Regions from separate parts of the Mus musculus genome. Here region 1 is linked to region 2. The links are chromatin loops, found by intact Hi-C in ENCODE. Cell type or tissue: gastrocnemius. All regions are shown on one strand. Each heading gives the region's core, and the rest is flanking DNA. Links, peaks and the distances in the headings are about the cores only. Region 1 holds the start of Gm36763 (a long non-coding RNA gene). Region 2 holds the start of Gm39819 (a long non-coding RNA gene).

Region 1 (15,684 bases), core at 3,748-11,747, 150 kb after region 2:
CTGTACAGTGGTGGGACACACATAGCATCCTGAAAATACAAAAGACTATGGTCAGGCATTTGGGGTAAATGTTAAGTTATGTAAATTACATCTCGGGGGAAAAAAAACTTAAATGGGAAAAGGCCATGTACTTATGAAAAGATAATTTCAAAGATGAAATACCTAAGATAACCTGACTGGACAGTAATAGATTTTGGAATTGATTTTGGTGATAGGGAATATAAATTTGAGCCCCAATTAAATGATATTGTTACACTCACCCTCCCCCAAAAAAATCCCTCACCTTTACCTGTCCAGAAATAACCCTACTGAATTGTTGTTTTACAAAACTCAAGTTTAAAAGCCAAGCTTGTTCTCTGGGACCTACAGGAATCTGGGAAGTGATTTTCCATTGCCCATGGCTTTTAGGGGATGGGAAGGGAGTGTCAGAAGGGGGGAAGTCATGACTTGGCCCAGAAGGGCACAATAAAGAGGAGAAACCAGACTGGGCAATTGGCTCAGTCAGTGTATATGATGTCAGAATTCTCTAGAGGAACAAAACTTATGAAATGAATATATAGAGAATACACACACACACACACACACACACACACACACACACACACACACACACGGTAGTCCAGCTAGTCCAGCAATCCAGCAATGACTGTCTACCAATGGACAGTCCAAGAATCCAATAGTTGTTGAGTCCATGAGGCTGGATGTCTCAGCTGGCCTTCAGTATATGCCATAATCTCAAATAAGTAGACTCTAATGCCAGTGAAGGAATAGACTTGCCAGCAAGATAGAGAGCAAGCAGGCAAAGCAGGCTTCCCTCTTCCATGCCTTTTATATAGGCTTCCAGCAGGAGTGGCCCAAATTAAAGGGATCTTCTCACCTCAAAAGATCAGGAGTAAAAATGGCTCTTCCCACTTCAAGTGATTTAATCAACAACAACAAATCTCTCACAGGTGTACCCAGTCACTTGGGTTTTAGTTAATTCCAGATGTAGTCAAATAGACCATCAAGAACAGCCATCCAAGTCAGTAAGATCCCCAGCACCCGTGTAAAGGCAGGGCCTGGTCACACATGTCTGCAATCCAAACAATGGTGGGCATGGTGAGAGAAGACGGACGGATCCTTAGATGTTGATCATCAGTGAACTCTGGGCTCAGTGAGAGACCTTTCTCAAAAATAAGGTAGAAATGCCTGATGTTAACCTCTGGCCTACACACACACACACACACACACACACACACACACACACACTTCAAACAAAGAAAGAAAAGATGATGTCAAGAGGAAAGACACCACCTCCAAATCCAAATTATTTTTCTTGTTTGCACAGTAAGAAATTTAAACCCTTTGACCCCATCTTCCTGTCCGGGCATCGTTCTGAGTTCTCTACCACTAGCAACCAAGACTGATCTTGGGAACCGGAGAAGAGCACCTCTGGGAGCACCCTAGGTGAGTCTGCAGGATCTAGCGGTGATGGTTCACCTTGTGTCCTTGTGTCCTGGGTGCTAGGTTCATTGACAGGGAGGCGGGAGGGTGCTCCCTCAAGGAAGTCTACAGGAGCAAGGGGGAACCAAACAGCCTTTGGGTCAGTTAAGATGTTGAGTGGAAAAGTCCAAATCTTGAGGCAAGAGATGTGGAGTCCTGGTCACCAGCCTGCAGATGGCCAGAGGGAGAAGGAGCCGTGAGAGCTAAGGACCAGGCTGCGCTCAACAACTGCTGGCAGGAAGAGGCAGAAGAGAAGGCTGAGAAGGTAGAAATCCATGGAAAACAGCAGAGAGCTGAGTCTAGGGCATAAAAGAGAAGGAGTCTGTGGTCTGTGAGCCCAGGAACCCGTGCAAGGTTCTGGTAGCTGCCCAGATTAAAAAAAAAGAGTAGAGTAAACCAAAGATCACTTGCCTTTTGCCAGCCTGGTCTCTTACCTCCAAGTTGATTTATCCTGTCGTTGTCGCTGATGGAGAAGACAATGACGATGACGATGACGATTTCCTCACCAGCATCAGAAAGAAACACGTCTCCATGCTTCCACCATGGACTAAGGACCAGTGGCTCGCCAGGAACCTGCTAGGTTTTCAAGCCAGATAGGGAATGCTGAGGCATCCAGCCACCTGGCTCTCAGCCTCATGGATGTCATTTGGCTCTTTTCGATATTTTAACATCAGCTGACTTAAACTCTCCAACATGTGTGTGCTCATCCCTTTGGGTGTTCTCTGGAGACCCTAACCCCATTGGTTAGCTCCCTTCTGCTCCAAACTTAGACAGCAAATGCTCCTCCAGGCATGCAAAGACACTCCCTCTGCTAGTTTAGCTCCTGGGTGGTTTTCACAGCTCATTAGAGCCACCAGAATCAGCCTGGCCTCCATAATGAGCTGGTGTTTCCTTACAGAGAGATGCTTCACCCCTAATGAGTTGCTATAAGCACACACCCACTGTGGGTTAATAGTAGGGAATTCACATATACGATAGATTCAGCTAGTTGAATTTGTTTCGGTTTGGTTTTTGTGTTGAGACAGGATCTCATGTAATCCAGACTGGCATTGCACAGATGACCTTGAACTCCTGACCCTTCGCCTCCACCTCCCAAGTATGACATTGCAGGCAGAGAGCCTGGGGGGGGGGGGTCTCCCTAGGGAATCCTGGTGGCAGGTGAAAGGGAATTCAGGGGAACTTGCACTGCTCCTGCCGCCGCAGTGGCAGCCACTTTGAGGACTACACATCAAGCCGGCTCTCCTGGCATGCACCAGGAGGCCGAAGCAGGATGAACACTGAGTCCAGGAATTTATGGAAATCAGTTCTGTCCTTTCACTGTGTTGGTCCCAGGGATGCTGCTCAGGTCATTAGACCCAGCAGCAGGTTCCTTCCCATACTGTTGCAGGAGATCTTGTCTTTAAACACATACAAGAATACAAAGAACTGTGTGGAGCGGTCAATGCTTTGCAGAGACCTGATGACACCATGTAAAAGGACAGCCTTGCCCAACCCCACACTCCCAGTGTTCACAGTGCAGGCTGTATCCAGGTGATGCTCCTACCAGACCTGGGTGTGTCCCATCAGGAAGCCACTCTACAGTTTTTCCGGGTTCCTGTGCACACAAGTCCGTCTGTGTGGATGAGAAAGCTTAGAACCCCAGGTACATTTACCTCTGAGCCCAGGGACCACACTACTAATGGGTTGTCAGGTCCGTAGGAACACTTGCAGACATTGCCCTGGTATGGCCACATGCGGCTGAGCTAATGCCATGTCTACTGTGCCTGCCATCTGTAGCTCCTCCCAGTCGGTGACTCCATCCAAGCCCTGCACCCTGGCTCTCCGTCCACTTCCTAAGCTCCAGGGGATGCTGGCTCCGGAGCCCTGTTCTGGAAAGCTGTGTTCCCTAGAGAGTTAAACCTGGAACCCACCATCGGGACATTGCACGGCTGACAGCTCAGACTGCTCTTGCCTCTTGGGCCCCTTGCCAAACTGACTGATTCATGCATCTTCGAAAATAAGACATATTTTCATGCCAGTTGCTACATTTATTAAGGAGAAATGTGTTTAATTGACTGGCTTGGAACCTGCCCTCTTGTCAACAGGACAGCAGCTTGGCCTCCTCCAAATTCTTCTCAGTCTCTCCTGGGTCAAGGTCAAGAGCTCCTGACCAATAGGAAGTCTGACCACCAGCTTGTCTTAGGGAGCCCACACCGCCCCTCCCCCACACCTGACTGCCACCCTGTTTCAGAATCCTCCCCTTCCATCTTGATTCCATAATCCTGAGGCTCAGGCAATTAAAATAAAATATCCTTATAGTCTCTCGATGTTTACTCGGCCAGCTGGTAATGCGCTAGGCAGGATCATCTCTGTTACATAAAGGAAAAGAACAAAGAATTAGGAATATGGAAGACATTCAAATGTCTTAATTAGTGCTTCCATCTGTAAAAAGAAAAGAAAAATGTTTGTCAGGAAAAGCCACGCCCAGGTACCTATCTTGGGAAGCCTAGGGTCCCCCGAAGGTCCCATTCAGTCTGCAGCAGCATGGAAGGATGCATGGATATCGCGGTCCACCCCAGGGGAATGCTGGGAACTTGGATGTGAGCTTTGTGTGGATGCTGGGGAAGGAAGCACAGCGAGCCAGACCTGGGAGTGGATGTGGTCAGCGCTGTGAGTAGAACCAGGGACAGGAGCCCGCACAGTCTACAGCTCCCACAAGTCTTGGCTGCACCTCCTACCCAATACCCACACCAGTGGTGGACCTTGGGCCTGGCTGGGGAAAGTCTTGGAATTCCAAACCTCCTCTCTCAAGACCTTTTTCTGAGGTCTCTTCAGTGTGTTCACTGCCACATGGGCTCTAATATGTACCTCAGAGGCCCCCTCTTTATTTCAAGCCACATGCATTGCCCAAGGCTACCCCAAGACCTAAGGAGTGGGATAAAGAGGGCCAAAGAGCCAGACTGTGCATGGTCTCCAGCCCTGCTCCTATCTGGTCACACTTACCTCTCTTTAAAAGGACACAATCCCAAATGGCACCAGGCCCAGATCTATGCCAAGAGCACTCCCCAAGGCTCCAGGATCATCTCATGAGCAGAGACTGCTATTATGCAGAAAGGAGCAGAGCTTCGACTAAAACCCTCTTAGTCCAAAAAATTCTGAGCTTCACGGCACAAGGCATATGCAGTGGGCTACAACTTCAGCCAGCAGCTGACGTCAGCTGCTGTGCCTGGCCCAGGTACCCCTGGTCTTTGGGTGGGTGCCCTGAACCCACATCTGTGCTTCCTGGCTCTCTCCTCCCACAGTTCCCCACTTCCCCCAGCATCTGGTACCCACATCAGAGCAGAAGCCCATTACCTACCAGCTAAACATAACTGGATGAGGCTTGTCCACTGTCTGAAGCGAAGGACACCTCTCTTGTGCGTGAAGGAATGAGAGAAGCGAAAAGTGAAGCTGACACAGATAGCCTCTGGCTTCCAGCTTGTGGGATTTAACGGATCAAGAGGTTTCAACTATGGGAAAATCATTCTTTCTTACAATACATTCTGAGCTAGTGCCACACAGAGTCCTCTGAACTGGCTTCAGCCAGAACCTGCTTTTATGTCTTCTATCTTCCAAAAAAAAATGTCAAATCCACTGAACCCTTGGGGAGAGATAGATTCCCAGGATACCTTGAGCTTAAAATAGCCAAACTTCTACCTTAGTCAGTGAATGTGTTGAATAGTCTCAAGAAGTCTTAACAATGCCCCTTCCTTAGAGGAACGCACAGAGGGAGGGGCAAGCGTCGGCCATCATAGGGCACTGTGGGAACACTTGGTGAAGGTACTTTTCCTGCTTAACTCTGGGAAAGAGTAATTGCCCCCGGCTGGGGACAGCTCTGCGGAGGTGATGATTTTGGACATGGCTTTTTAAAGATTTGTTTTGTGGTGTCTGGAGAGATGGCTCAATGGTTAAGAGCACTTACTGCTTTGGGAAAGGACCCTTGTTCAATTCCCAGTACCTACATAGAAGCCATAACCATCTGTAACTCTGGCTACAGGAGGTTTGGCATCCTCTTCTCTCTCCTAAGGTAGTAGGCACACGTGTATATGGTGTGCAGACATACATGCAGGCCAAACACCCATACACATAAAATAAAGTAACAATTTATTAAAAGTTTGTTTTCTTTTTAATTTTGCAGTCATGTGTTTGTACACAGGAGTGCAGATGTTGTGGATGGCAGGAGTGGGTGTCAGATCCTCTGGAGCTGGAGTTATAGGTAGCTGTGAGCCACCTGACATGGGTGCTGGGAACTGAATGCTGATCCTCCTAAGCTCTGAGCCAGTGTGACCCTCCCTGGTCTGGAGAGAGAATTTGGAATTCTCTGATCTGGAAGGAGAATTTGGAAAGCCAACCAGAACATACAGGGAAAAACTAGAACAAGAGAAGAAGAAAGACAAATAATTGCTATGCTGAGCTGAATCAAGGCTGCAAGTGGATCATCAATCAGGAGCATCTCTCAAGTCGCAGCAAACTGGTCCTACTTGAACCAGCCCTGCACTGCAAAGCGTATGTATTTCCCTCCTCTAACTTTTAATGACTTATCTTCTTCCCTTTTCTTCCTTACTAAGCAGACTGACATTTCCCCCCTTGCGTTACACTTACCTGATAGAATGATCGATGATGGACTGCACATTTACACGTGAGGTGCTCTGGTCAGGTCACCATGGAAGGCAAGGAGGCCTCAGGACCTAGGACTCACCCCTATACCCAAAACACGGTGGAAAAAAAGAGGATGGGGAGTTAGGCAAGAGAGAGAAGCTGGGTGCTGGAGTTTGGATGAGATTTAAATAAAGTCCCTTCCCAAAGGCTCATGTGATGGACGCTTCGCCTCCATTGTTGGAGACTGAAATGATAAAACTTTTCAAAGAAAAACACGGCCTGGAGAGATGGCTGAACTTGAGAGCATCTACTGCTTTTGCAGAGGACCTGACTTCAGTCCCCGGGACTCACTCCAAGCAGCTCGCAACCAGTGTGACTCCAGCTCCAGAGAATCTGACCTGTCCTCACATCCGTGGACACCGCACTCACATGCACGGATGTGCGTAGGTACACATAATTATAAATATGTTTTTAAATTTATTTTTACTATAAATAAAAATATTTTTAAAAAGAAAATAAGTAGGTTGTGATGGTACATCACTCTCAGGAAGGATTAATGTAGGTATTCTGTGACCGGATTAATTTCTGAGAAAAGAGCTTGCTAAAGGAGCTTAGGGGACTTTCTGCTGGTAGCTGCTTCCCTTTGCCCTTCTCTGCCATGCTGTGATGGATGGCAGCGTTAGGTTGTCTGGACCTCCAGGGACCAGACAAATGAACCTCTCTATAAACCTGTTTATAAGTGTTCCTGCTTCCGGTACTTTGTTATAGTAACACAAAATGGACCAAGGTAGGGTAAGAGAGAAGTGGGAGATAGACTTGCAGGTGGACCCATCCACATGTTCACATTTACATACTCATTCCTCACAGGCACACAGTACTCTTGAATTTGCTACAATTTGCTACATAAAGTTGCTGTTCATCTTGAGAGCCAACTATGGAGAATGATGATGTATTTCATTAAAAGGTACTTGGTCAGTCCTGCTTCATCTCTTGCCCCTACAGTAATTCCACTGTCACTGGCACCCTGTGGGTTCCCTTCTTCTGCACACAGCCTTCATTCAATTCTCTCCCTTGCCTATATCCTGCCCAGCCAGGATTTTGTCTTCCTCGGTAAGGTTCCAGGTTAGCTGGTCTAGGCCTTTGAAAGCCACAGAGGTGGAAGAGGCAGGACTCAGATGTGTGGCCTGATGCTCTGCTGATTCTCCCTCTGTCCCTTCCCAGACCCCCTGGCCTGTGATGGGCTGGGAACAGTTGCTGAGTGTGATAGTTCAACTGTCAAACTTGGCACAGACCGAAATGACGTGCAAAGAGTCTCAGTAAGGGACCATTGCCATCAGGTTGGCCTGTGAGAATGTCTGTGGGTGTGAAAGTATCTTTTATTCTCCTGGCATAATTGTCATCTCCCATCTGATAACCTAGGCCTGGTCCTGGAAGCTTCTAGCCTCTGTACCATCTAATCTATGCCTAGAATGTTTTCAGCCTCTGAGATTTGCTGCTGAATAAGCTCACCCTTTCTTGTTCTTTCTGATCTCTGGCTGATTCAACTCAGCTGTTCTGGCTCAAACTCCTCTCTAAGCTGATTGATTCAGTCTGGCTTCTCTCTTGGCCTCTCCTGAATTGCTCTGCTTGACCTCAAACTAGCTCTAGCAATCTGTTCTAATCTTCTGATTCCTTCTGTCTTTACCTGTGTCTAACTTGTTCTTTCTTCAACATGTCTCTTCACTTCAACTCTCCCAGTAAAACTGTCTCCTTCTCTTTTTCTTTTCTGTGGTGCTCTCTTAAGCAGACTCTGTCTCCTGTCCTCATGAGAGTTTGGGCATATCCTATCCCTGACTCATTCTGTCAGATCTTTCCCTGACTCATCACACTGTCTGACACTCAATTAGACATCACTTTCAAGCGTGGATACATCCTTTTACAAACTTTACCTTCATTGTTTGGGATTAAAGATATGTGCTAAAGGCGTGTCTACAGTCCAGCCAGAAGAATTAAAGGTGTGTTCTAAGGCAGAGCCACACACACCACAACTTTCTTAGAAACAGCTTTTTTTTTTTTTAACAAATAACACAATCTCAGGGTTCACTGTGTGATCAAATATCCTGCAACATGGAGGGATTGTCTTGACTGGTTTAATTGATGTGGGAAGACCCAGCCTAAAAGAGAGCGCACTCCTTATTCTGACCCCAGACTACGTAGAAGTAGAGAAAGCCAGCTGAGCAGCAGGCATACATACACTCATCTCTGCTCTTGACTGTGGATGTGAGATAGCTCTCTGCCTCAAGTCCCTGCCAGCCTGACTTCCCTGCAAAGACAGACTTGTGAGCAGAAATGAACCTTCCCCTCACCAAGTTGCCTTTTTTTTTCTTTCAAAAATATTTCTTGATTAATCATCGTTGTCTGTCTATAAGAACTGAGAATGCTTGCTTACATTGGATAACAGCTCTAAGAGAACAACCTGAAAAAGTTTCACTTGATATTGGAAACTATGAGAATGGTTTACAACTATCTGTGTTTGTGCCTTTTTAAGTGTTTAATTGTTTCTTTCATTTTTGAGATGATAATATAGTTACATTTTTCCATTGCCTTCCACCAAACTCTGCCATCTACTGAAGCTCCCTGCTCTCCTTTAAATTCATGGGCTCTTTTCCCATTAGCTGTTGTTACATGCATACACACACATACACACACATTCGCAAATACAACCTGCCCAGTCTATGTAATGTTATTTGTATGTATGTTTTCGGGGCAGACCATTTGGTATTGGGCAAACAGTATGCTTGTCCCTTGAGGAAGTCTATTTCTCCAGCTCTCCACAGCCCTCAGTCGCCTGCAGTTCTTTGTGTAGGGTTGAGGTTCATGGGTTTCCTCTGCCCTCACACTGGCATGTCTATTAGTATCCTTGTTTAGCTCACATTTAGGAAGTCATGGTAGTGAAACTTTATGGGGTTAGCCTCTGCAATTCCTAGGAGATACAATCTCACGTAAACTCCCTGTTCCTTTGGTTCTTTACAATCTTCCTGCCCACTCTTCCACAACATTCCCTGAGCCTTAGGTGCGGGAGTTGTTCTGTAGATGTATCCATTGGACCCCAAGTTGGTTTTTGTTGGAGTGTTTTATCCCAACAACCGAAATGAAGCTAGAACCCTGGATCATCTTTGTCCAGACAGTCAAGGAGTGAGACACCCAGTGGGCACAAGAGAACAGGTGGGAGGCTTGCCCATGTGTGAGTGAGAGCTAGCATGGGACACTCTTGACCCCACCCGAGAGAAGGGATCTTAACCCGAGACTGCTCAGAACAAGGGTGGCCAGCCTGAGCTAGGGATGTTTCTCTTTCCTCCTCCCCAGCTAGGGTGGTTTTCTTTGGGCTGATTGGAGCCAAGAATAGGCTGGAAAAGAGACACAAAGCAGGCAGAACAAGTGGCCAGAGCTCTGCTCTGTGGAGACATCCTAGTTCCAGCCTGTGGCAAGACAGCATCCTAAGTCAAGCTGACAAAAATGGCTGAGCCTTGCTCCCTGGGTGGCCAAAGGCAAAGGGAGAGACTTCAGCTGGCCCTGCAGAGGACTCAGGAGCAAGAAGCCAGGCTCGGACCCCTGCCCACAACCCGTGGCTTAGCTGTGGACTGCCTGAAGTCACCACCAGAGGCAGGACCAGCTGCTGATGAGGTGACAGTACCACACTCCCTGGTGGTCCAAGCTGGGTCAGAGTTTCCCAAGGCCATCTGGGATGTGAGTGACCAGGAGAAGCTGGCCCAGCCCTGCTTGAAGGAGTGAGGTTATTTCTATTGCAACGGAAAAAACCAACACCCAAAGGAACAGGACGCTCCGCCAGGTCTGCAGTAACCAGCTTGTCCTCTGGGCTGGCCAGCTCCCAGCAATTAGAAGAGCTGAGCGGAGCAGGCCCAGGACGCAGCTCCCACCTCAGCCTCCTCGTCCTCCCAGGATCCTGGCAACCTGACAGCCTTCCCAGCAGGCCTTGCGCTTGTCGGCCGGGATGGCTGAACTATTGGTGAGAGAGCCAGCAGGGACTTGGCATCTGGTGTGACCGCTGCTTCTTGGTGTCCGTGACCTTCCCAGACAATCTCTTTCCTGAGACTCCATTTCATCATCTGAAAAATGGGGGCATTTATGCCCCAGCTACTTTGGGTACCAGAAGCAATGGCACAAAGAGATGCACAAGGAGGTGTGATTCCCACGTGTGCCTGTGTGACCAGAGTCCCTAACCTGAACTCTGAATGCTCCAAAATCTAAAGAAAGATGACACAAATGGAAAATTCCATACCTGGCTTCGCACAGCCAAATGCAAACACACAAAGTATATGGTGCAGAGTGACCTGCAGGTCTCATGTGTGAGGCTTTGAATGTGTTATCAATGTGTTTTGTGCATAGACTTGGATCCCAACTCTGAGATATATTCCTACGTCCCTACATCTAAGCACACATTCCAAGATCAGGATCAATTGTTTTCAAATATAAAAACATATGCAAAATCTAAAGCATTTTGGTTCCCAAGCCTGTCTGACAAGAGATAGTCCACCTATGTTATCAAAAGTGATTGCAGACCCCAAAACCATTACCTAGTACTTCTGCTGTGTTCACCTGAAAAATGACCTTGAAACCCAAAGGTGTGCCCTCCAGGAGTGTGGCGATCGGGGAGGCCCAAGCCCTACTGAAGGTGGCATGCTCAGCTTAGGTAGCAAGGGTCAGGACGTTTCCTGGTTGCTGAACCCTTGGCCTGTATTTGACCAAAATGGCCCAGAAGCTGGAAATGGTGAACACACATGATACTGCTACTGGAGAGGCAGAGACAGGAAGAGTGTGCATTTGAGATCAGCCTGGTCTACAGTGAGTTCGAAGACAGCCTAGGCTACATAGGGAGATCCTGTATTTTAGAAAGAGAGAGAGCCCAGATGTCCAAACTTTGTGTATTCTGCATCAGCTTGCACCCCACTGATGGAGTCAAGAAAGACCAGAAAGTTTCCGGAGATCTTAATGGAGGAGAAGCAAAATGAGGCATGGGGTAAGGGAGTGCCAGCCATCTCATCTTCTTGTGAGCTGCACGCCATATTAATGGCCTATGTGCACACAACTTGCATAGTTCCAAGCTGCCACAGCTCTCCTTCCACTCTCAGCCCTGCATTTGGCCACCATCTGAACCTCCAGCAACAGGGAACCTCTTATTCTTAATACACTTTTTTAATTTCTTAAGTAGAAGAGACAGGGTCTGGGGATGCACCTCAGTTGGCAGAGCACTTGCATAGCACACGTGATACTCTCAGGCGACGCCAAGTAGCACATAAATGTGGTGTGATGGGACACACCTGTCATCCCAGCACTCAGAAGGAGGAAGCAGGAGGATCAGGAGTTCAAGACCATCCTCAGCTACAGAGAAAGTTGGAGGGAAGCCTGGTCTACAAGAAACCCTGTCTCTAAAAAGTGAGGCTGCTCCAATTCCACTTAGAAGGGGAAACAAAATAATCATGGGTGGCAGAGGGAAGGAGAGACTTGAGTGGGAGAGGGGAGGAGGAGGAGAAAGGGGGGCAGGATCAGATATGTGGGAAGACAGGAGAGAAGCCCAGACGGCCAGGACTACAAATGGAAATGTGCTGCTATCGGAGGTGGAGGATGGGGTTGGGGGAACATCTAGAAAGTCTCAGAGACCCGGGATGTGAGAAACACACAGGATGCAATGTGGGTGACCTTAGCCGAAATGCCAAACAGGGAGGAGATGAAATCTGAAGAGACCACCTCCAGTAGTAGTTAGACAGGGCCACCAGTGGAGGGATGAAGGCACCAAGCCGCCTTCAAAGTTTTGATGCAGAATTGTTTTTGTCTAAAAGAAATGCAGGGACAAAAATGAACCAGAGACTGAAGGAATGTCCGACCAGTGACTGGCCCAACTTGGGATCCATCCTATGGGCAAGCACCAAACCCTGACACTATTCCTGGCACTATGCTGTGCTTGCAGACAGGAGCCTAGCATGGCTGTCCTCTGAGAAGCTCTACTAGCAGCTGACTGAGACAGATACGTGTAGTTACAGTCAATGATTGGACTGAGGCCAGGGACCCCTATGGAAGAGTTAGGGGAAGGATTGAAGGAGCTTAAGGGGATGGTAACCCCATAGGAAGACCAACGGTGTCAACTAACCAGGACCCCTGGGAGCTCCCAGAGACTAAGCCACCAACAAAAGAGCATACATGGACTGGACCGAGGACCCCGACACATATGTAGCAGAGGACTGACTCCCTTGTCTGCCCCCAGTGGGGGAGGATGTGCCTAATCCTGTAAAGACTTGATGCCCCAGAGAAGGGGGATGCCCAGAAGGGGCACCACATTTGAGATGTAAATCAAGCAAGCAAGCACTGGAATCAAACTCAAGTGTATGGACTGCAAATGGGGTGTCTACTGCTTTGTCCAGAGTGGTTTTCCCTTCTCTGACCACCCAGCAACCATGAGCCTACCCCCATCCACTCCCTCCTTTCTTGTCGATCATGTTGGGCTCTTGAAGAAGGAGACTGAGTTCGGAGTCTCTATCCCTTGAGAGCCTCTTCTTAATCTGTTGATTTTCTGTCCTTTCATTCTCTCTGAATCCCTTGCCTGCCAGAGCCAACCCTCAAACATTTGATGGGGTTTCTTTGCATTTGGAATATGTTATCCTAGTTAATTTTCTATTGTCATGACAAAAGACAATGAACAAGGCAATTTGTAAAAGAAGCATTTAATTGCTAGCTTGCCTCCATTTTTAGAGGGTGGGGCCCTGACCATCATGGTAGGAGCAAGAAGACAAACATGGTGCTGGAGTCGTAGCTAAGAGCTTACATCTGATCCACTGCCATGAGGCAGAGGACTAGCTAGTTAACTAGAATATAATTTTTTATATTCTATAACTTTTGAAACCTCAAAGTCCACCTCCCAGTGACCCACCTTCTCCAATAAGGCCACACCTCCTAATTCTTACCAAATAGTTCCACCAACTGAGGACCAAACATTCAAACATATGAACCTTTGGGGCCATTCATACCATCACAATATACTTGTGAAACTGGGACTTTAGGTTTTATGGTTCATTGGCATTGTGGGATAACTGCAGCAGGGGGCAGGGGTGTGCCCAAGCCAACTCCTCACGAGCCTCAAAGACCCAGGGGCAAAGGGAAGCCAGAGCATCGTTGTTGGACACCACCGGGACCCTGTGGCATCCATCTGACTAGAGTTAACTGGTCTTCATCCCCTGACAGAACCACCAGAATTCCTTTACACAAGTTTCTTGGACTATAAATGGTAGACATCAGTGGCCAAGTGGCACCTGCATTGCCTGCTGAATGCAATGCCCTTATGAGGACCGAGTACTGTCCTTCTGTTGACTTGATATACTTGAGTCAGAGCAAGATTCCCTGAGACCAGCCCATAGAATCAACCCTTCTCAAGCACCCTCCTACTCAGCAGCACTGGCTCATAATCAAGTCCATGGTACTTTTCCAACTGGTCCCAAGCACCCACAGCTGCAGCTCCTGCCTCTCCAACATCAGAGAATGGGGTTAGATCTACAGTCTTGTCCTGTGCTACAGTGGGGATCCAGCAGCTGAGCTACTTGGTGGACCTTGAGACATAATTTCAGAACCACATCAATAAAGAGTCCTGGGTACGGTAACCACTGGCAACAGTGACCATAGACATGGTTCTTCATCTTACTCCATTGTCTTCCCTCAACCGACACCAGAGCCAGGAAAGTGAGGAGAGTGGGAAGGGTGGAGTCAGCAGGGGAACTGAACCACACCAGGGCATCAGGTGCCCAATTGGCAGGCACCCCACCCCCAACTCCTACCTGTGCTTCCTCCATCCCACTCCACACCCACCCTGCCAGGGTCAGGTGAGTGCAACATACCTTATACTGGTAAATTATTGTGTGCTGTTTGAGCTCACTGAAAGACAGGCTTTGGAAGATGGATTTCCCTCTCCCATTTCACACCCAAGCATGCTTGTCTCAACGTGTCCTCTGAGGCCCATTGTCGGAAGATAGCATGCTCCTGTCCCAACTATGTCTGGCACAAAAGACAAGTAAAACAGTCTGTGGTGGTTTGAATGAGAATGGCCCCCATGCCCTCACATATTTGAATGTTCAGTTCCCGGTTGGTGGAACTGCTTAGGAAGGATTAGAAGGTGTGGCCTTGTTAAAGAAGGTGTGTCACTGAGGGCTAGGCTTTGAGGTTTCAAGAGCTCATTTCCGTCTCCCTCCTTCTCTGTTTCTCTCTCTCCTTTTCTGCCTGCTTACCTTCAACTTGCAGATCAGATGTGAGCTCTCAGCTACTGCTTCAGTACCGTGCCTGCCTACAGCCACACTCCCCTCCATGTTGATCATGGGCTTACCCTCTAAAACTATGAGAGGGCACCCAATTAAATGCTCTCTTTTATAAGCTGCCTTGGCCACAGTGTCTCTTCACAGCAATAGAAGAGTAACTAAGACACATCCGAGAGTAAAAGCACCGTGTCCTTAAGGACAACCAAAAGGTGAATCCTCTCCAGTAGACATTACTGTTGTTTATCCCATGACATCTCCCTGCAGAGGGAGAGAGAAGACAAAAGCCACGGGATGCTCAGTCAAGAACTCAAGCCAACTGCCTCAGTTTCCCCAGCCTGTTTGCTGAATGTTGTGAGCACCTAGTTTGATAATGCCTGGCTATCTATTGGTCTATCTCTTGCTCTTTATTCTTTCAATTTGACCCAACTATTCAAAACAGAAAATATGGCTATCATAGGTCATTCTCCAAAATAGTGAAGCAGTTGGCCAGCAAAACATCTGGGTCAGCTCCCATGGCTATGAAAGACTATAGATGATAGACAGGCAAAGGAAGACAGTAGAGTTTGTCTGGTGGGTGATAAGAAGAAGAGAAGAAAGTGGGCATCTACAGGGGTTGGTCTTAGCATCTGGGGGTGACCACTTGATAGATCCACTGTGGCCAAGCAAGGTACCTGACACAGCACATAGTGTGGGGGAGGGAACCTATTGGCAGCTGCAGTATGCACATCTGTGATAGTGTCTCCAGTGTCACTTCTGACTTGTACATCAGCTCTGTGAGGAAGATATGCTGCCATTCCCAGTTCACAGATGAGGAAACTGAGGCACAGAGACAATGACCCTTGCCCAACGACCATGCTTACAGGCCTGGCCAGCTCAATCCAGATCCTGTACTCAGATCACCAATAGGTTGGGCCAAAGCAGGAGAGGTGCCTATGTAGTCAGGGACTTGAAGACAACCCCCCCAAAAAAAGAGAGATAATGGCAGACAGCAAGCAAAGGAAAATGAAACCTGCAAGTCAGAGGAGACTTAGAGGATCCTGTGGACAGCAAGATCCACTGTGGTGGGAGACTCAGAAGACACACTGAGAGGATGTCAGTAATGCCTATACTAGGATTAAGTCCCAGTGTCTTCCTGCTAAGGTAGTGGCTCTCAATCGCTGGGTCACTGATCCCTTTGGGAGTGGCATATCAGATACTTACATTACAATTCATAACAGTAGCAAAGTTATAGTTATGAAGTGGCAACAAAATAATTTAATGGTTAGGGGTCACCACATCATGAAGAACTGTA
Region 2 (15,684 bases), core at 4,277-12,276:
GAGGGGAAGAGACTGGTAGGAAGAAGTAGGGAGAGGCCACTGGAAAGATGATGACGGTGGCTAGGCCCAGTGATGGAGAGGTGGAGCTGCTGAGGAGTGGTCAGGCTCTCATGAACTTTGAAAGACCAATACATTTGCCTACTTGTACATTTTATTAAGTGTGTGGAGGCCAGAGGTCAGAGATCAACCTTGAGTATCACTCCTCAGGTACAGTCTACAGGGTCTCTCACTGGCCTAGAATCCACTACAGATTCAACTGCCCCTGCCCGCCCAGCACTGGGACTAAGCGTATGCCATCAGTCCTGGCTTTCTCACAGGGTTCTGGATTCAAACTCAAGTCCTGAGGCTTGGGTAGCCATATTTCTTGCATATTACTCTCAGATGTATTTGTGTTCAGAGAGCCATCACTAAAGACTTTCATTTCTGATTAAAACATTTCTCAGAGTGACAAACTGAGTTCTGGGGCTCATGCCCAGGCATGTGCCAACACTCCAAAGGTGGGAAGAAGGGAGATGACATGGGAAACTGAGGTCAAATGAAGAGCACAGTGGTTAGGGCCTAAGAAAGTTTAATGAGTGCCAAGCTCCTCATGCAGGCAGGAGAGGCGGCCTCATTACATGTCCTGAATAACTGGTGAGGACCAGACTGTGGATTCATTAATAGCGGCGTCATGAGTGACCTTGAAGAAGATGGCTTGGGCAGGGTGATGTCTACAGAAATGCTTCTGAGACTCACGGGATTTGAGGAATGTAGATGAATGGAGACAGTGACCATTCAGAGTTGTGTCTGTGCCAATAGGAAAGAGAAGTCACAGGGATGGGTAAAGATGACGAGATGTTAGAGGAATACAAAGAGGAAAGACAGGGAAAGTTGCCTGGACAGGAAATGAGATGGGGCCCCTGGTGACGGCCACCAGCCACCATTGTGACCAGCAGAGGGACAGAGGGGCTCCCCTGAAACAGTACAGAGCTGGTGGAAGCTTTCAGTTTCCAGCTTGTCCTGCAAATGTCATTAAGCCAGAGCACTTGCAAGAATGGATGTCTGCATCAAGATGAGGCAGCTAGGCAAGGTATGGGGAGATATTAGCAAGGTTAGCAAGACGATGGCTTCCCCGTGGAGCAGGTCCTAGCTGGGATGAGGGGGTCCAGAAGAAGAAGTGCACTGGTCCCAGGAAAAAAGAGCCAGAGAGTGTTATACTGAAAGAGACCGCTGGCCAGAGGTCACTGCCATTTGAACACGATCCCTACAAGTTCACGTGGATAAATCATAGTTATCCAAATCACATGTTGATGGCATTGTGAACATGGGGCCTTTATTAGGATCAGATGAGGTGATGAGGGTGGTGCCCCCATACTGATAACGGTGGCTTTAAAAGAAGAGGTGCCTCAGCTGGCACACTCAGCTCTCTCCCCATTGCGTTATGTTGTAGCTGCAAGTCGTCACCAGACACTGATGGATGCCAGCACTATAATCTAGGACTCCCAGCCTCCAGAACTGTGATGGAAATAAACTTCTACCCCTTACAGACTTCCCAGTCCTGTGCATCTTTGTTATAGCAACCGAAAACAAATTAAGACAAAGGGTTGAGGAGATGGTATCATCAAAAAACAAAACAAAACAAAACCCAAAAAAACAAAAAAAAAACAACAGTCAGTGGGTCTTTTCTAGAAACTTTGAAAGATGTTGCCATGCTCACGTTTGACAAGCCACGATTCCATGCCCCGGTGAGTTCTTGTGGCACATGCCAAGGGGAAGGGAAGAATCCCTCAGAGTATTGGCCTTTGTAACTTTATTCAAGCAGTGCTAGAACAGTAACCAACAGAGACCTTGGTCAATTGCTATGGACACCTGAAAACTGGTCCTACTTGGAATCTAACCTCTCCACTACTTCTAGAAGTTTCACCAGTTAACAGAAGAAGAACTCAGGGTTCTACCCTCCTAAGCAGAGGACAGTCTTGGTGACGGGTTGTGGGTTTCAGTGTGAAAGTTTCCCAGGAGAGTATCTCCAGTTTAAGGTAGAAGAGGAAACCCAACCGTGGTAGAACATGATGCAAAGACTTGACATGAGTATTGATTGGTCCCTGTCTTTGTTATGCTTCTATTGCTGTGAGGAAACACTGTGAGCAAAAGCAACCTGAAGAGGAAAGGGTTTATTTCATCTCACACTTCCGGGTAACAAGTCCATCGCTGGGGGAAATCAGGGCAGGAGCTTAAGCAGAGCAGGAATTGGAGCAGAGGCTATGGAAGAGCACTTTTTACTGGCTTGCTCAGTCTGCTTTCTTATACAATTCAGGATATGAACATTGTAAAAACAGAGGTCACATGCCTCTGTAGGCCTTGTTGTTTGGTCCAAAGGGACAGCATGTGAGGTAGAAATACCACAGATGAGCAGCTGATGCCTGCTGCCCCAGCCAGCCCTTTTCAGGCACATAACGCCAGAGAAGAGCTCACTCGGGCTTGCAGAAAATGAGGTAGCATCAGGTCAACCCAGAACGATTCACATCGTCCAGCAGGGCTTGGCGAGTTGGGTTTGTTATTCTGCATCTCTGTGAGTCAGAGTTTTCAGCCTCAGTGTCATCCAGAGAGTCAAAAGCAATCTGAAGCTCAAAAGGCGATGTGAAAATCGCCGTGTCAGAGGCCACTCTGCAGTTTCCATTTATGAAGGTCCAATGACCACAGTCTCCTTGGAGAAGTTTACTGCTTGGGCACAATTCAAACGTGCTCTTTCTTTGACTTGCATACTCTGACTTTATTTCAGTTTTTGGGAAGTGCTCATTCAGTTTTGCAGGAGGAGCGCAGTCCAAAGAGATGGCAAAGAGATGGCTCTTCGGAAGTGTGATTTTTAAGTTCTGAGTACATCAGTGCGACTCAGAGCACACACAGATTAACTGCAGATGCTCCTCTGCCCACAGTGGAGCCCAACTAACCCCTCTGAAACTGCTCTACGTCATGAAACTATATATCAAGCCTACCAAACAGCCTGGAGTGCGGGCTCTGTCCCTTTGTGATCATGTGACTGACGAGAACCGTGGTTCACTGTTGCTTAATCTGGGGCAAAGAGCCAAATGCAAATCTATCATTGTCTCATTTTTCCTGTTTATGGTATGTATGTGAGCATACATGTGTTTTCGTGTGTCGGCGGATGCCAGAGGTTGGCGTCCTTGATCGTGTCTCCATTTTACGCATTGAAGGAGGGTCTCTCACTTGGACTCATCACTGACTATGTGGCTAGTCAAGCAGCCTATTTGTTCCAGGGCTCCTGAGAACTGGGGTTCTAGGCAGGCTCCATCTGCCCCACTTTTATATGGGTGTATAGAATAGGACCTCATCAATCAAAACATTGGTAAGGGAGGGACTGTTGCATGTGTAAAATTGCACATGTACTTATCTACAAGTATTTTTTAAAGATGATTTGATTTTATGTATATGAGAGTTCTGCCTGTATGTATGTTATGTGCGCCACATTTATACATGATGCCTGGTGGGGGGGACCAGAGGAGGGTATCCAAGTTCCTGGAACTGGAGTTATCAATGATTGTGAGCCACCATGTGGGTCCTGGGGACTAAACCCAGGTCCTCTGCAAGAACGGAGGTTAACTGAGTCATCTTCCCGCTATATGTATTTTTTTAATCAGGAAAAAATGAGGGTCCTTGGGATGACCTGATTCCCTCTTTTGTTCACCGAGGGGGCCTGATGTAACTTTGATGGGTGAGTACACCACATCTAGTCTGCACTCAGAGAGCTACAGGGGAGGGTTCACAGTCCACAGCTGGTACCCATTCCCTAGCCACAGTGGTTTATCCAGGGAGTGCACATGTGGTGTAATCAGTGTGTGTGGTATTTAGCATTAATCGACAGAATCTAGAACCACCTGAGAGGTGGGTCTCTGTGCAAACACTTGGGGGATTTTCTTGGCGTCATCAGTTGAGGTGGGAAGACCTCCCTGCTGTGGGTGACACCATTCTCTGGCTGAGCTCCTGATCTACAGAAGAGGAGGAAGGGAACGGAGTAGAGGCCATTCATCCATCCTCACTGTACTTCCTGGTTCTGGTTGTGGGCATGACGTGTTGAGCTGCTTTTAAGTTCCTGACTACTCACTACAATAGAGTGTACTCTTGAATTGTGGGCTGGAGTAAGCCATTTCTACTTTAAATTGCTTTAGTCAGGGTGTTTTATCCCAGCAACAACAACAACAAAATAACTGAGACAATAGTCTTCCATGAGATTGGGATAATGAGAACAACCAACCAACAAAAAATATCTTCCTTCCTGGCCTGTAAAGCTCCTACAGGAATCCTGGAGTCACTTATGTGAAGTGACTTATCATGATCCGAGAAGGAGGTCTCCACAGAAAAGAGCCATGTCAAGAGAGAAGAAATGTTTCAGCTCCACCCTATTATTGTAACAAATATTATGACCAAAAGCAATTTAGGGAGGAAAGAATGTATTTGATTTACACCTACAGGTCACCATCCATCAAAGAGGAAACTCAAACAGGAACTTGAAGCAAAAACCATGGAAGATGATGTTTGCTGGCTCACTCAAAGGCTCATGCTTAACTAACTTTATGATATAGGCCAGGATCGCCTGCCCAGGGAATGGTGCTGCCCACAGTGGGCTGGTTCCTCCCAAATCAATCACCAATCAAGACAACTCCCATAGACATGCCCAGAGGCCAATCTGATCTGTGAAATGCTTCAGTGGAGACTCCATTCTCAGATGACTCTAGGTAGGCTCTGTCAAGTTGACAGCTAAAGCTAACTAGAAAGGGGAAGGCACAGGCCTCAGCCATGACATAGTATGGGCCAGCTATGGCTACTGTCTCACTCCTGTGCCAGTACAGTTCTGCCTGTGGTATAACTGGATTTGTGTCTCCAGCAACCATACCTCGTTAGATCCCAACAGATACAGTGTCCCCCGCTTTGCGTATTGCCATGATACTAAGAAGAGTTTCCAAGCACTGAGGACCCCAGAGCTCCATTCCAGGAACGGTGGCCAGAGGAGCCCCAGGGGTGAAAAGCAAATTAAAAGAAACAAGTTAAACTCTGCCATAATTGTACTAAGGGAATACAGCAAACGAAGGAACACCACTTCTTCAAGAAAATCAATTAAATTTTGGTAAGAATATCTCAAGAAGAACACGAAGCTTTTGTACTTGAGCTGGAATCTGTTCTTTCTTTTCTGTTTGTAATTCTTACCAGTTCACCTTAGAGAAAGTCCCAGCTGTTGGAGAAGGACGAGAGGGAAGGAGGGGAGGAGGGAGAGGAAGGAGAGAAGAGGGTGAGAAGGGAGGATGGGGAGGAGGGAAGAGGGATGAAAGGGAGGGATGAGGGTGAGAGGGAGGATGGGGGAAGGCGGTGGAGAGACATTAAAGGGAGAGATGAGGAGACAGCTGAAAGAGGGGTAGGGAGGAGGATAGAAAGGAGAGATTGGGAAAGCATGGAATAGGGGATGAGGGAGCTTACAGAGGAGATTAATGGGGGATTGAGGAATTAGAAAGATTACTGAGAAAGACAAGAGAAAAATATGAGACATAGTAGCTGAAAACTTACTAAACTTGAGGAAGACATCAGTGTACATAGGCAAGAAACTCAAAAAGCTTCAAATACAATACGTGCAGAGAACCCAAAACATCACAGAAAAACGGTGAAATACGGAAATGTTGTAAAACAGCAGGATGGATGACTTGTGGTGTACAAAGGAGCCCATTCAGATAATGCTGACTTTTCATGAGAAATCACAGAAGACAGATGACCAAGAGACAGTGAACGGCCATCCACCAGGAATCCAATGTCTATTAAACTGTCATTCAAAGGTGAAATAGTTGTCCCAAATATTAAAAAGAAACTGAGAGAAATTGTTGTCAGTAGACCTCTTTTATAAGACACATTAGAAGAAAGTTTAGGGGGCTGGAGGGATGGCTCAGCAGGTGAGATCACTGCCTTTTCTTCCAGAGGTCCCGAGTTCAATTCCCAGCAACCACATGGTGGCTCACAACCATCTGTAATGGGATCTGACGCCCTCTTCTGGCATGCAGGTGTGCGTGCAGATAGAGTACTTAAGACATAAATAAATAAATAAATAAATCTTTAAAAAGAAGACTAATAATTTGAATATATCCACACATCCTATATTAATAATTAATGAAATTAATGATAATTTATACATATAGCACAAATGTAGTTCCCCTCTTTTCTCAACTGACTTTGAAAGTAATTATACAAAACACACTTATATAAATGTATCATTGAGTCTGTATCATCTAGAACTACAATATATTTATTTAACCATAATGTCACAGACATGAGTGAGAGTGATGTTACCACCCACCAGATAGTAAGTGAATCCACAGGCGTCAAGTAAAGTGAGCTGGAAGTAGTCAGTAAAAATAATGTCATTGTATCAAACTATAGGCACATGCTCTTCTTTCTCAGATTCTTTAAGTATCAAATAATGTGAAGTAACGATTATAAAATGCATTCTTGGGCAAGAATATGTAGTTAGTAGCATTGTGGTCCTTCGAAGACACCAATGTCCTAAGCCCTGGACTCTGTAAATACTATTATTTCATGGTGAAGGAAAGTTAGATCAGCTGACTTTGTGATGCAGAAGCCTCCTGGATAAGCCAGGAAGGACCAACACAATCACAAGTGGTCCTAGAGATAAAAGAAGGATGCAGAAGAAAGACCTGGAGAGGCAGCAGCGGGAGACATCCTTGGCCTGATGTTGTTGGCTTTGAAGATGGAGAGAGAGCCTCATGAGCCAAGGAATGCAGATGGCCTCCAGAAACTGAAAAGGCCAAGGACAGATCCTCTGTAGAGTCCCCAGAAGGAGCAAAGTCCTGCCAACTTGATTCTAGGTCAGCAAGACCCACTTCAGATTTCTGACCTCAAAAGCTGCGTAAATTATATTAGACAAGCTGCTAACTTTACAGCAAGTTGTTACGACAGCAATAGAAAGCTAATACAAGACACGGAGCCATCTCAGAGAGAGGGATGGTGGCCATGCCAGGGAGGAGTAACGTCTTTACCTCAATGGCGTTAAGTTCCTATATGTACAATTCTGATAGGTGAAGGTGTATATGACATTGGAGAGGATGTTGCCAACATGTCAGGATGGGAAATGACAAAACATTGCCTTTCCATAAAAGCAGAGAACAAACTGGTAAATCTGTCAGAATCGACTTCTAGGGAATGCCAAAATTTAATCAGAAACGTACAAAAGCTGAGGGGTACTGATGAGTGAATAAGGAAGCTGCTGGCTTTCGGTGTGTGTTAATTCCTGTTTGCCACACCCTACTCTCCAACTCAAGAGTTCCAGAACTATGGTAGCCCATGTGACCAACCCAGTCCACAGTACCACAGAAAACAATAAAAACCTTATTTCCAAAGAATTGTAGCCATGGGCTTCTACAGTGACTTGATTTGTTTCCCCTGACTAGTCATTTCCCCAGGGCTGAAGTAAGTTCCCTGATATTTGTCAAACAAATTTAAAGGAAAACATATGTGAGCCAATTGGGGCAAAATTCAAAAGATAAGGCAAGCAATGTGATAAACAAATCCAGGGGTTTGGGGAAGAAGAGGTTGGAGAACAGGAACTTTGAAAAGTTCCCTGTGTGGACAGGGAATCTAGGAAGCCACATACACGTAGATAGAAATAGAAAATGACAAAATGGGGCCTGGAGAGATGACTCAGCAGTTAAAAAAAATTGGCTGCTCTTGCAGAGGACCCAAGTTCAGTTCCCAGCAGCCACATGGTGACTCACAACCTCCTAGAACACTAGTGCCAGGAGGTCTAGTGTCCTCTTCTGGCTACCACAAGTACCAGGCACACACACTGTGCACATACATACATGCAAACGGGCAAAACACACATACATCTAGAATAAAAATAAGTAAATCTTTATATAGAAAATAATTAAAAATCACAAATCAAATAAACCTAAGAGGCACGTAGAATGCCCTATACCATCAGAGGAGAAGAAATATCATCTTCGTGAACACAAGTCATTCTCTGCTATAAACATCAGTGTCAGGTCACAAAACAAGTTTAAGTATTGAAACCATACAAAGTATCTTTTCCAAACTGGAGGAAACAAAAGAAACTTTACAAATGTGTGGAATCTCAATGAATAGTTTATTCAAACAATTAGGACAAAGAAGAAATTGTAAGATGAATTAGACAGTCTATTGAGACAACCATGAAAACAAACCCCCAAAGTAACCAAAACTCATACAAAGGCAGAGCCCAGAGGGAAGTTTACAGCTGTAAACCATCATGTTTAAAAAAATAAGGAGGAGCTACATCAAAACACAGCTTCACACTGTAAGAAGCTAGGAGAGTAAACTCGGAGCTAGTGAAAGAAAGAGAAAAACAGGAACAAAACAGAGAACAATAGAAAAATACCGAAAGTTAGTTCTTTGAGAAAGTCAATGAGATTTACTATAATAAAAGCTTGAACTCCAAAAATGAGAAAAATACTCAGGACAGGATTAGCAACCTTGTAGAGGTAAATGAACTACCAGAGAAAATGCTGGATAACCACACACTGACAAACCGTGCAGGACAAAGTTAAGAAGTTTCTAGGAACCGATTACTATTGACTGAAGGCGAAATAGGAAAATTGAACAAGAGATTGACTAAGAAAGGTATTGTAAGACAACTACAACCAACCTCCTTTGTGAATATAGAATAAAAAATTCTCAATAACGCACTAGCAAAATGATTCCAGCATGATATTAAAGGGATTATGTGCCATAATCAAGTAGAGTTTACCACTGGAATGTAAGGATGATTCTACATACAAAAATGAATCCACATATTCTACCACATTCATAGAAACGAACTGTATGATCACCTCAATTGACACAGAAAAAAATTTGAGCACGTTCAGCATTATTCATGATTAGAAAGAGACTAGGTATGGCAAGAACTGCCTTAGTACGGCAAAGGCATCCCAGAACAGTCCGAAGCAAGCATCTCATTCAGTGGCGATAACTGAACTATTTTTTTAAAGAAATCCACTTTTACACAGCCATTAAACATGTTGCTGAAAGATATAGGCAGAGCAATTAGAAAGAAATTAAAAAGCATGCAAACTGGAAAGAAACATTTGTAAACTTCAAAGTAGAGCATTAGTTAAATACTCTACAATACAACCACAGCTAGCAAGTTCTAGAGGGAAAGATCACACTCCTGAGGGGATTTGTTTGTTTGTTTGTTTGTTTGTTTGTAGCAGTTGAAGTGGAGGTTGCTCAGCCCATCTCATGAACCATGTGTGTGGTGTGTATGTGAGAGGACTGGCTAATTGTCCCAATTAGCTTTAACTGTCAACTTGACACAGCCCAGAGTCACCTGAAAAGGAAATCTTGATTGAGGAATTTCCCAAATCAGGGTGGTCTATGGACATGTCTGTGTGTGTGTGGGGGGGGGGTATTGTCTTGACTGTTAATTTTGATGTAGAAGAGCCCAGCCTACTGTGGGTGGCACCATTCCCTAGGTAGGTGGTCCCAGCCTGGAGTGAATCAGCAGGCCACATTCCTCTACAGCTTCTACTGTATCCTTGACTGTGAATGAGTTCCTGCCTTGACTTCTCTCAGTGATGAACTGTGACCAAAAACTGTAAGCCAATAAATCCTTACCTCCCCTAAGTTGTTTTGGTCAGAGTGCTTTTATCATAACAACAGAAGAGAATTTAAGACATTGACTTTTAAAAACATCTTAAGTGGTAAAATTTACAGCACCATTTATTTTCATTGAGACTGACCATTTGGGTGAGGTGCAGTGGTAACTGGGAGTTAGCATAAAATATTACGTGCTGGAAAGTATTTGTTAAAGTGTGGCAATTCTGGAAAAAAAAACATTTTTTATTATGAGTCTTTTGCTTCCATATTTCCCATGCCATATCAGAAAGATCAAACCATTGATTAGGGATGGCTATTATCTCTGAAGCTTCTGAAGAGCTGAGCAAGGGTGATGGGCAGGGATGGGAACTTGTTTGTGTTACAGATCCATCATAGTGGCATGGGACCACAAGGCATTAAAAGGCTTGAGAGACGTGCAGGGAGGAGTGGCTGCCTCAGGGTAGCATTGTATGGAGCTCATTGGTGACACGTGCAGAAGCCAAAGCTTGGTTACCCATATATTTCTTGGATTAGAAAGTCCAATTAAGAGAGGGAGTCTTGGGGCATAAACATTAGTCACACCCTTTGTCCTGTTCTGGGAGGCAACAAGGGGGTCTTAGGAAGAGTCAGGCCTGGGGTCTGAGAGCCGCAGGTTCCCGCCCAGTGTTGAGGCCATGGGGCACACAAAACCACAAATACCTGAGGGAGAAGAGGACTTGTGGGTGCAGCATTTCTTTGGGGGACAATGAAATTGTTTTAAAGTTGACCCGTTACATAACTGCATTCCTCATCTGTTCACCAAACAACAAGCTGTGAAACACGTTACAGCTTCTCATGGGCATAGCGACTGTGGACGCAGCAGTGTGCCGTTCTAGGTGCCTGGAGTCGTTAGAGACTGTCTGAGGTGTCCAGATGCACTGGGCCGTGTGCAGATGTCTCCGTATTTTATAGGAGAGACTCATATTTTGGAATTCTCAGGAGTCCTGACACCAGTGCCCTGCAGCTATCATGAGATGATTATGTGCTGAAAGACATAAATTTTGCACCTCAAATGTCAGGATTGCAGCTTAGGTGAAGTCCAGCTCAATAAACCTATCGAGGAGGGAAAAGAAAAGAATGGCCTCCCCTTGATCTCTTATTCCTCAGAATCATTTCCAGGTAGCCTCCGGCCCCAGGTAATATTTCCTGGGTCACCGGGGTGGCTGCCCATACTTTAAGCACCAAATAACAAGTCGCTTAGGTCTTTTTTTTTATAGCTTTTTAAAAACTATTCATACATTGAGTAGTTCTTTGGTTATAAAATTATTAATTAACTAACCATCTCTCTCTCTCTCTCTCTCTCTCTCTCTCTCTCTCCCTCCCTCCCCCCTCTCTCTCTCTCTGTGTTTATATGTGGATGTGTGTGCATGTGTACACTTGTGATTTTTTTTGTGTGTGGGTTTCAGGGTCTATGTAGATGTCAAATCGCAACTCTGCAATTACTTCTCTCCCACTTTTATGTGGGTTCTGGGATCAAACTCAGGTTCCCAGGCTTATACAGCAAGCACCTTTACCTGCTGGGCCATCTTGTTGGCCCCCAGGTCCTGTTTCCTGCCGCCCTGTGTTCCATGGGACAAGACCCTAGGAGGCCACTGAGTTAGTTGTCTTGTCATCAAGGAGAGTAAGAGCTAAGTGACAAATCTTGCACCACCACTCGTAGCTGTGCCTGCCTGAAGAGAGACAAGTGTTACACTCAACTAATTTATGTAAAGACCTGCTGCTCATATTCCCACAGTCCACACACACCTTCCATATTGCCCCCACTCGTGGCTTCTTCCCATACGGTCCTGGCCAGATGAACTGCTGAGATATCCTGTATTCCTGCTCACACCAGGGAGATAGCAGAGACTTCGTATCCATCCTGTTTCAGTAGAGGTGATGTTTTATCCATTCACCCACCCATTCCTCATAGAGACTTAGCTAGCACTGGAAGCCAGAAGGCATCAGAGAGGCCCAGGTTCAAATCCCAGTATCTCCACATTCTAGCTGTGCCACCTCCAAGCCTTTTATATTTACAGATGTGGGCTCTTCTATCTCCCTCAAGCTCTTGGGAGACAATCACGGTGAAATTCACATCCACATGATACCAGAGCCAGGCAGGGTTTGAACCTGTTGCATTTCTGGCCAGTAGGAGATCCACTTCAGCACACAGCCAATAGAGAAATGACTGTGCAGCACAAAGAAATGGTATCTAAGCTTCCCCCCTGCATCTCTTCACATTATGAATAAAGCAGGTAGATCAGGTCTGAGAAACCTCAATCCTCAGACAAAAGTAGAAACTACACCGAGAGAGCGATGTGTCTCTGCTAATAGGAAACGAGTGTCAAGTTTTCCAGGCATCTGTCTGTGACCTGTGCTTGGCCACCAGGCTTGGCTCTCCAGCAGGGGCACCACACTCAAAGCATTAAGGAAAACAGTCTTGCCATTTCTCAAAAGGTTAAACACCCTGCATTTATTTAGCTTGTTTTACTTCACATCATGCCTTCTTAGTTCCATCAATTTTGCTGAACAGTAATACATTACTATAGTACAATTTATACATACTAATTCTATAACTGTTAGGGTTTTTTAAAGATTTATTTATTTATTATATGTTAGTACATGGTAGCTGTCTTCAGACACACCAGAAGAGGGCATCTGATCTCATTACAGATAGTTGTGTACCACCATGTGGTTGTTGAGATTTGAACTCAGGACCTCTGGAAGAGCAGTCAGTGCTCTGAACCGCTGAGCCATCTCTCCAGCTGTTAGTTTTGATTATAAGCTTGCTACAACCTAGAATCATCTGGGAGGAGAATCTCCGGGAGGAATGTCTACATTGGGTTGGTGTGTGGGCATATCTGTGCAGAATCATCTAAACTGATGTGGGAAGATCCAGCCCACTGTGGGTGGCACTATTCCCTAGGCAGGGAGTCTCAAATTGTATGAGCAGAGAAATCACACTGAGCACAAATAAGCAAGCAAGCAAGCAAGCAAGCAAGCAAGCAAGCAAGCAAGCAAGCAAACAAGCCCATGAATACCTATGTACTTGTTTCTCTCTGCCATAGGTTGTAGATGTAGTGTAACCGACTGCTTGAAGTTCCTGCCTTGACTTTCCCAAAATGTTAAACTGTAACCTGGAATTGGATGTGGAAATAAAACCCCCTTTCTCACCCAAACTACTTTTTGTCAGGGTGCTTTATCACAGCAATAGAAAAGAAACTAAAGGCCATGTTAATCTGAAGTAGTTTTTTTTTTAATCTAAAATTATGTCTTATAGGTTAATCAGGAACTTACCTGGGCTCTAGAAACTCTCCTCTTAGGTATATGCCCCAGAATAAAACAAGAAGATGGTTACACACAAACTTGTCCATACTGGCCTCTGAGGAGAAGCTGGCTACTCTATGCCTGTTCTCCGACAATTCATGCTGCGGCTAAATCCCTATCATGAAGCACCAAGAAGGTAGGCACTTAATCTGCTGTAAGTGGATAGAGTTGGCACCTAGGAGATGATTAGGATTAGATAATGTCATCAGGGTGGATCCTCAGGTTAGGACCCTGGTGTCTTTATAACAGAGACAGAAGACAGAGGGACGCGCATGTTCTCCCTGCCTATCGCCATGTGTTCCCTGTGCTGCCCCAGGACTCTGCAAGCAAAAGGGCATTGCCGTATGCAGCCCTTTGACCTTGAACAAGAACTGTCAGCCAAAATAAGCCTCTTCCCTGGGAACTTCTCCAGTATGTGCCAGTGACAACAGAAAACAGACACTAATCAGAAAGGAGATGGCCCAGGGTGGAGACACTATACACAGAGGTGGCACCAGGGGGCCTGGGGGCAGGGATTGTGAATGGAGGCCTGACCCCAAGTACATCACTGCTGAAAACTGAGCTGGACCACCCAGCCAGTGAAACCCCCAGGTGAACAGTCCCACCCTATGCTGCTTCAGAAGAAACCAGGAGTCCTGAGAGAGGTACGGAAGCCGAAGAGACCTGTCCCCTACAGTCCACATCACGGTTTGTTCGTTTGTTTGTTTGGTTGGTTGGTTTGGTTTTTCGAGGCAGAGTTTCTCTGTATAGTCCTGGCTGTCCTGGAACTCACTCTGTAGACCAGGTTGGCCTGGTCTCAGAAATCCGCCTGCCTCTGCCTCCCAAGTGCTGGGATTAAAGGCGTGTGCCACCACTGCCCGGCTGTTTTTTTTTTTTTTTTAATTCTGAGATTTCTTGGGCCTGGAGAGAGAGCTCAGTTGTAAAATGTTTGATTAGCTAGTGCAAGGACTTGAGTGAGATCCCCAGAACAAACGCAAAAAGCCTTGCATGGACCTGCTTGTAAGTCTCAGCACCAGAGAGGAGACAGGCAAATCCCTGGGCTTGCTGGACAGCCAGCCTAGCCGAACCAGTGAGTCCAAAAGCCGTCAACAAAGTGGACGGCTGCCCTCTGGCCTGCACAGGCGTGCATGCTCATACACACACACACACACACACACACACACACACACACACACACACACACACACACACACACTTCTGAAATTTCTTACACAATGATGTATCTTTCATTTTCTTTTGAAAAGAACCACAAAAGATCTGTCAGCGCTGATCAGTATCCTCCTACCAACAATGCTGGCCAGAGGGAAGGTTTTCATGGGTTAAAAAAAACCTTTTATTATTATTGTCACTATTATTATTGCTACTACTACTACTATTGGTGTATATGTGGTTTTGCCTGCATGTATGTCTGGGCATTACTTGTGCAATGCCCATAGAGGCCAGAAGAGGGTGATGGATCCCCTAGGGCCAGAGTTACAGATGGTTGTGAACTGCCATGTAGGTGCTGGCCTTTGAATCCAGGTACCATGGAAGAGAAGCCGGTGATCTTACCCATAGAGTCATCTTTGCATCCCTGGGGAACAATGCCGTCTGGGTCCTTTGGATTAACCCTCAGCCCTTGGAAGTTGGAGACTGATCTCTATTACTCATAGCCTTCTTTTCTCATACAATTCCCACCTAAGTTTTGATATTATATGGTGGCTTTTATGATCATTGGATTTCCTAGGTGTTTTCCAAGCTCCTTTGATGGTTTTAATTTACCCACAAATTATTTAAGAGATCTCCTCTAAACTTCTAAATAATGGGGATTTGTCCTGGGCAAGAGATGGGGAGAAATCTTATTAATTTCTAATTTCAAGGCACAGTGGTCAGGAAGCAAGAGGTGTCTCATAATTATTCATTGAAATTTCGTGAGATTTGAACCTGAGCAATAGATTTTCACAATGATGTATATAAGATTTTCACAATGGTGTATACATGATTTTCATAGTGCCATATGTATAATTTTCACAGTGCTACCTATATGAATTTCACAGTGCTACATATATGAATTTCACAGTGCTACAAGCATGACTTTCATGATGCTGTATATATGATTTTCACAATAGTGTACATGAGCTTGAGAGAAACTAGAGACTTTTTTAGCAGATGCAAAATTCATCTGTTCTCATTAAAACAGTCTGTTGTGTCTGTTGTATTCAAAAATTTCTTATCTTTGTTGACTCTTTTCTTTCTTTCTTTCTTTCTTTTTTTACCCACTTAATCTAATACTAATTAGAGGAGGAGGGGAACCTGCTATCTCCTCAAAAGGATAATACGACTTGGCTCTTTCTCCACCCCAGGAAAGGAAAGTTTACCTCATGGAGGTCGCTTTATCAGATGAATATACCTTTGCAGTCACCTCCTCGTCTTGGGGGAAACAAACCTTTTCTCATTAAATGTTGACCTGTCTCTCCCTCGCCGAGTCTCCTGCCTTGAGTCTGTTGTCTGGGATTGATAGAACGACATGGCTCAGCTCTGACTGCTGGAGATTTCTGCCTCGTTCCTGCACCTTCAACCTTTCTTTGCCTTTATGCTTTGTTCTGGGTCTGGTGGTAGCACATTGCTGCTTGGTGTGGGTTTCATCTTGTTTATCTAATATAATACCTCCGTCTTGCGCTGCAGGGCTTCGGGTGCGCACATGTATTGGAGACTGAGAGATTTGCATCTGTCTTT

The links. A loop is a pair of places that touch in the nucleus more often than their neighbours do. Peaks named below come from ENCODE experiments on the same cell type or tissue, not always from the same donor. Only the 100,000 strongest peaks of a DNase experiment are listed, where the experiment ranks them.
Region 1: it touches region 2 in a loop (19-fold over the local background); 2 of 42 quality-filtered maps call a loop at or near these places.

The regions. Positions count from the first base shown.
Region 1 is chr11:50,534,642-50,550,325 of GRCm38, reverse strand. It overlaps Gm36763 (a long non-coding RNA gene), which reads right to left and starts at 5,428. Exons shown (of 3, transcript XR_388623.2): 1 at 4,820-5,428; 2 at 3,954-4,107; 3 at 2,609-3,830. It overlaps Gm46259 (a long non-coding RNA gene), which reads right to left and starts at 2,546. Exons shown (of 2, transcript XR_001780128.1): 1 at 1,917-2,546; 2 at 1-1,781. In gastrocnemius, for the core only: no CTCF peak of the experiment used is centred there; DNase peaks (open chromatin) are centred at 4,681, 9,691 and 10,030; H3K27ac peaks cover 565 bases.
Region 2 is chr11:50,687,512-50,703,195 of GRCm38, reverse strand. The region is part of intron 3 of Adamts2 (a disintegrin-like and metallopeptidase (reprolysin type) with thrombospondin type 1 motif, 2); the gene reads right to left. Gm39819 (a long non-coding RNA gene) reads right to left here and starts at 5,307. Exons shown (of 2, transcript XR_879828.1): 1 at 1-5,307. In gastrocnemius, for the core only: no CTCF peak of the experiment used is centred there; no DNase peak of the experiment used is centred there.